Linked DNA regions of Homo sapiens: region 1 is linked to region 2. Evidence: chromatin contacts called from ENCODE Hi-C or POLR2A ChIA-PET data. All regions are on one chromosome and are shown on one strand. The core of a region is the stretch at or near the end of the contact, and the rest is flanking DNA. Distances in the headings are between cores, read along the strand shown. Region 1 has its middle 17 kb from the start of KIAA0040. Region 2 overlaps RABGAP1L (RAB GTPase activating protein 1 like).

Region 1 (3,143 bases), core at 297-2,796, 390 kb after region 2:
CAATCACTGGATAAGTACTCACTTGAGCCTCTTACGTGCTCAGCAGTTTTAGGGATAAAAGACATGTGTCATAATTTCTGCCATTAATCAGTGTACAAATTAGTTGGGAAAACAAGACCTAAGAATTTGGAACAATAGCTAACACAAGACATTAGATAATTAAATGCTAAACTGTGTCATGTAATTATTGTGTGGTGATCGTAGAATGGTAACAACTGACATTTACTACCTTACTTGCTTAGGCAAGTGTGCAAAATTTAAGGAGTGTAAAAAACCCCCTCAGTAATCAAGGTAAGTAACATTTTAATGCAATATTTTAAAAAATAAAAATTAATGCAAAAATTTCATGCTGAACTAAATATCAAAATCTTAAAGAAAGATTTGATCATTATTATGGATTTTTCCTTTTGTCTCAGGGTCCAGTAAGGCTCAGCATAGCACTGTGTGCTGGAGACTATACCTTGCTGGTTTATGTTCATTGTCTTATTTAATCCTCACAATGATTCTTGTGATTAGATTCTACTATTAGTGGATGAGGAAACTGAGGCTTGGAAAGCTCAAATCTTAGAGGTTGTAAGTGGCAGGACTTGCATTCAGGTCTCTGGCTTTATAATTCATGCTTTTAAACACTGCTGTATATGTTCTTACAAACTTGCAGAGTTCACTGCCCTGGAAGGCCATGCCCCGGTGCTGCTGAGCTGGGAAGTTCTCTGCCCAGGGCAACCCTGTGGTCCTCCTGGAGGGGCACTCAGTGCAGCTGTGCTCCTTGCACCTGTTGCCTGCTGGCTGGAACACTTAAAGGGCTCTTTTCCCCATCCAGATCCTGAAACCACTGTTGAGGGATCCCCAGCCAACACCACAACACCAGGGTGCTCTTCACATTCCAGGGTGTGTTTCACATTCATTTCATTCATCCAGAAGTAGGGAATCCAAGGTGAGAGTCACTGAAATTGTACTTTCTGCCTGACCCCATGAAAAAAAGAGGCTCTGTGAACGTTTACCAATATCTCCCAGCAAAGGAAACCATGCTGAATGCAGAACCTATCTTAGAAGTTTTTATCATCTAAGGCCCCATCTGCAACACTGAGCTGCATTTCCGGGCAGGAAATGAAACCACAGAGTACAAGTGAGGTATTGATTTTCAAGTTACCACTTTGGGGCAGCAGTCAGTATTTTGGCAGCTGTACATCCAGCACACGTTTGCCCAAGGTCGGGGGCAAAGGCACGGACCATCTAGGCTCATGGGGCACTTCAGCTGAACTATACAGTTTGGGCCAAAAATCCACTCACATAGAGTTGGGTTTCTGTTGCCCAAGACAATTGATTCTTAATACAGACGGAGGCTTGAGATAACTAGATATAAAGGAAAAGAGGAAAGAATGGCAAACTGTCAAAAAGGGAGCTGACTTTCAAGGTTATCTGGTTCATTTCTTCCTTTTGCAGAAGAGGGATTAGAAGCCCAGATAAATTATGTGACCTTGGGAAAGGTCACACAGCCACTTTGTGGTAGGTGTGGGACATAAAATTGAGTAGATGATATTTTGAAGTGGTAATTTAAACACAACCACAGGGCCTAGGTTGACACCTAAAAAGCACTATTTTTAAGAGCACAATGAATAGTTTCACTCTTCTTTGATCTTGCTTATCCCCTTCTCTCAGGTTCAGTGGGGAAACAACTGAGATCATCTAGTGATGTCTTCCACAGTGGAGGCCCATGTGTAACACATTGGCTGTTCCTGCAGCATAAGCCAGATAATCCATAGTAGCACAAAACCCTAGGGTGTTTTGGCTCTCCCCACAAATTGTCATATACTGTCTTTATTTTTAATCTTAGAGGAAATTTTTCCATTTTTGTTTTGTGGAATAAACAACCTATGTCTTAGGTTTCACTTTGTACATAGCTGATTTATGTACTACTCATAGCTCTATCATATTACTAACAATTCCAAAATCTGTATTCTTTTAGGATGTTGGGTTGCTTTCTTGGGCCATGGAGATGCACAAACTGGGAAGTTGTATCCCTTTATCTTTCAGCTCCCTTCCTTCCCATCCCTTCCCATGGTCATCATAATTGTGGGTGATCTGTCCCATAAGAATTTAAGAACCTATGAAAAGCAAGGTATCGATGACTGAGGACCATTTAATGATCTATAAATGGTTACATTTCAGGTGTTAAAATTGACATTATAAGGTGAATCTGATGAGTGATTAGGTGAATCACAGAATAGGGAGGGAAAGGGTATGTTGCATGCATCAACAAAATGGGAATAATTATTTGCTGTTGAGTGCACAAGTATATTGAGATATGTTTATACTATACATGTTAGACACTATATACACATACATAATGTATGCCTTATAAATGTCCCAATTTTTATGGAGCTATCCACAGTTCCCCGATTTTACCCCATAATTTCAGCCTTTTCCAAGAGATTCTCCCTGCATGAACTGCCCTTTCCTTCTATTGGCATGGCAAGCTTCTTATCTTTTAAGAAGGTCCAGCTCAATTGTTACTATGTTTGAGAAATATTTCTTAATCCTTCAGGTAAAACAGGCCACTCTTTTCTTTGTGCCGCCATGTGTCGTCATACATGCCTTCAGAACAGCTAATCACACTCTGTTGTCAATTATTTGTTTGTAGGACTATCTCTCTGAGGACAGGGATCATGATCTGTCCATCATGGTGTTCCAGAGCCTAGCATGGTACCTGGAATCTTAACAACTATTTGTTAGGTAAACCCTGTCTTCAGGGCAATGATGTTCTAGGAAATGTTCTAGCAGACTCTTTAGTCATGGGTGCATAGGATGGTGCTTCCAGGATCGTTTGGAAAGAGGTGGTCACATGTCATGAATACACATGTCCCTCTATATTTGGAACACTTTTGCTTCCAATGCAGCAGTTTTTTTCCAATAAGGTGCCAGTATTTTCGGTACTGTGCCTATAGGTGTTTATATAAACTTGTGGCTATAAAAGAAAACCTGATTTTTAAAAAAATGATTTTCCATTTCCTTTACTTTTGCTTTAAAAAAATCAAATACTTGTTGAAGTATAATCATTATCCTGTGCAGATTCCAAATTTCTTTATGTTGTTATCTCTTTCTATCTATGTGATTTTATGCTCCGACTACACATTTGTCAGTCA
Region 2 (3,229 bases), core at 365-2,864:
ACAGGTAAGGTGAAAAGTTAAAGGTTTTCAAGGGAAATCTCAGAGGATTGCCAAGTCACTGAGGACAAAAGAAACCCAGGAAAACAATTGAAAAACATGAAATGTATAGGGAAAATTTTTTTCTCCAATATAATTTATGAAGTTCCTGGAGGTGGCTAGTTATTATCAATCCAGAAACATGGGATCTGAGAGATGGAGAAGCGTAAAATGTTAGAAAACAAGTTCAAAATATAATCCAAATGGACTGCTCCTGGAAGGGAAGTGCTGGGTACAACCAGAATAAATTTTTTGGACATGAATAGGTAAATATGAATATTTTTAAAGCTTTTAATAAGATTTCAATAATTTAAAATTTTTAATAATTTAATAATTTGTAAAGTTTTAATAGTTTTTTGTGGGGTTTTCTTTGCATTATCTAAGGAGAATGCCTTTTTCTTGGATATTTAAGACGGTATCCACGGGACACCATTTCATTTATAACATATAATTGTAGAGTGAATGATTGTGAGGCAGATGTGAGGTGAAACTGAAAGAAGGAAGACATAAGTCATCCAGTATTGGGCTGGGATTGTGCTGGGACTAGAATGTAGGTCTCCAATCCAAAGGTCTAAAATTGTTTTTAAACCAAGACCTATATTTTGGTTGCTTTTATGTCAAGACCATGACTATATGTACGTACTTACATACACATAACTGAAGAGATACTTACCCTTACACTGAGGCACTCTGATGTTTTTTGTTCTATTGTATTGTATTTCCTTTTTTTTTTTTGAAATGGAGTCTCATTCTGTTGCCCAGGCTGGAGTGCAGTGGCACAATCTCTGCTCACTGCAACCTCCCAGGTTCAAGCAATTCTCCTGCCTCAGCCTCCTGAGTAGCTGGGACTACAGTCATGTGCCACCACGCCTGGCTATTTTTGTATTTTTAGTAGAGACAGGGTTTCACCATGTTGGCCAGGCTGGTCTCGAACTCCTGACCCCAAGTAATCCGTCCGTCTCAGCTTCCCAAAGTGCTGGGATTACAGGTGTGAGCCACCATTGCCCAACCTATTGTATTGTATTGTATTGTATTTTAAACTTCTCCCCGGATCCCAAGAAAATCCCCAAACCAAAAGGCTGACCACAACCCACTAAATCGATTTTACAATAGCTTGTAGTTTTGAAAAAACACTAAGACCTATCCCACTGTTCCTACCACCTCCCCGTTCCCCACTCTGATCTGCCACAACCCATGAGAGGCTGTAGATGACGAGGTGTTACAATGAATAATGGAAGTGCATGTGTAGGTAAGGATGTGAGTCATCATGCCATCATTACAGCAGCTTGTGCTGGCAGTTGGAAATTTTAGGAGATGATGGACTTATAGACTGAGACTTATGTGTTAGACAAAGCATTCATGGACAAAGGTGACTGCAGGCATGGAATAGGCAAGAAAGTTTAACTCCTTATCCATAGCCTATTTAAGATTAAAGATAGAATTTCTGCCAAAAGTAATCAAGTTTTAAACATTTTTAAATTATTTTCAAAGTTGGTGTTGTATATAGTTGTGTCTTTTTTGAATGGACATGTTCCCATTTAATTACCCCCCAAAATAATCACTTTCCTTTAATTTTAAGGAACTGTAACCAGTGATTTCAGTGAAACTGAAACTGGCTTTAAAATAGATGCAGCAGTTGCAAGCAAAAAATAACTTGTTAGCTCTGTATGTGGTTTATTTCTGTGAGTGTACCAACAAGATTTGTTAATAAAGCACATTAGATTGGATAAATAATTTTATTTTTCCAAAACTTGTATGACATTAAATATCAGGAACATTTTCAATAGCTTCTAAACTGGTAATTTAACTAATGTGACTCCAAGTTATTCTAATACCCTTCTGTTCCTATGGTTTCAACTAGGCCAAAATCAGAAAACATATTGACCCATCAGGCTTTACTTTGAACAGTCATTTGGTTACTTTTAATATTGAAATCAAGACCTAAATAAAAGATGTTTAAAGTGCCTAATATGAATATCCTGTATTTTCCCAGGGAGTCAGTTTTTATTAAATATCATACTTTGATTTTTGCCTTATAGTTAAAAATGCTGCCATTGCAGAGCTTCTTAAACTTGGATTTTGGCTTCAGAGACTCTGAATTACCAGAAATTTGAATTTCTTTGTATGAACATATGAGCATTTTGTTTTTCTTAGTAACATAATACATAGCTTTTTTTTTTTTTTTTTTTTTTGAGATAGAGTTTTGCTCTTGTTGCCCAGGCTGGAGTGCAATGGTGCCATCTCAGCTCACTGCAACCTCCGCCTCCCGGATTCAAGCAATTCTCCTGCTTCAGCCTCCCGAGTAGCTGGGATTATAGGCATGCACCACCACGCCCAGATAATGTTCTATTTTTAGTAGAGATGGGGTTTCTCCATCAGGCTAGTCTCATACTCCCGACCTCAGGTTATCCACCCCCCTTGGCCACCCAAAGTGTTAGGATTACAGGCGTGAGCCACCACACCAGGCCTCGTAATATATAGCTTTATTAAGTGCATATACACATAATCTTTATAATTCTTGATCTGATTACCTGTTTTTCTACATATTTTTATTCAATACCATTTATATTGTATCAGGTTGAATTGATGAAATTACCATTCCTGTTGGTCAGAAACTGTCAGGTATTTGATTGGTTTATGATTTATGATTCAGTATTTTATGCCTCCTTACAGCTCAAATAGGTGCATATGTAGCTTAGCTCTATGGCCATGTAAACTTTTCCTGAGAATTATTCTCCAAAGGCTAAGAAACAAGTCTTTTTTTTTTTTTTTTGAGATGGAGTCTTGCTCTGTCACCAGGCTGGAATGCAATGGCGCGATCCCTGCCTCCTGCAACCTTCGCCTCCCTGGTTCAAGCAGTTCCCCTGCCCAGCCTTCCGAGTAGCTGGGACTACAGGCGTGCGCCACCATGCCTGGCTAATTTTTTGTGTTTTAGTAGATTCAGGGTTTCACCATGTTGGCCAGGATAGTCTCGATCTCCTGATCTCATGATCCACCCACCTTGGCTTCCCAAAGTACTGGGATTACAGGCGTGAGCCACTGCACTCGGTCAGTCCTTTTTTTTTGTTTTGTTTTGTTTTTAAGTTGATTTTTATTTGGAATAATGTTCCAAGTACCATATTTACGATGGACTTCAGTAGTAGCAAAGTTCATAAGCACAATCATCCAAAATTTTCTGTTGGTAGAGCTTTAT

Evidence for each region. A loop is a pair of places that touch in the nucleus more often than their neighbours do. ChIA-PET counts read pairs that join two places held with the same protein, here RNA polymerase II (POLR2A). Pooled maps may share reads with other maps.
Region 1: a loop to region 2 is called in a pooled map, with 5 times the contacts of the local background. The contact joins two enhancer-like sites. A Hi-C loop is called at or near these places in 1 of 168 maps with a recorded cell type or tissue (naive thymus-derived CD4-positive, alpha-beta T cell), 1 of 37 single-sample maps with no recorded cell type and 6 of 50 pooled maps. POLR2A ChIA-PET finds 5 or more read pairs at or near these places in 1 of 52 experiments (activated B cell).

The regions. Positions count from the first base shown.
Region 1 is chr1:175,208,190-175,211,332 of GRCh38, forward strand. No RefSeq gene overlaps it. Among named protein-coding and RNA genes, the nearest start is that of KIAA0040, 17 kb to the left of the region's middle. Within about 2 kb of position 1,547, at least 9 of the 41 ENCODE cell types and tissues checked have a DNase peak (open chromatin) inside an H3K27ac peak, as active enhancers do.
Region 2 is chr1:174,813,942-174,817,170 of GRCh38, forward strand. The region is part of intron 19 of RABGAP1L (RAB GTPase activating protein 1 like); the gene reads left to right. Among named protein-coding and RNA genes, the nearest start is that of RABGAP1L-AS1, 140 kb to the right of the region's middle. Within about 2 kb of position 1,615, at least 5 of the 41 ENCODE cell types and tissues checked have a DNase peak (open chromatin) inside an H3K27ac peak, as active enhancers do.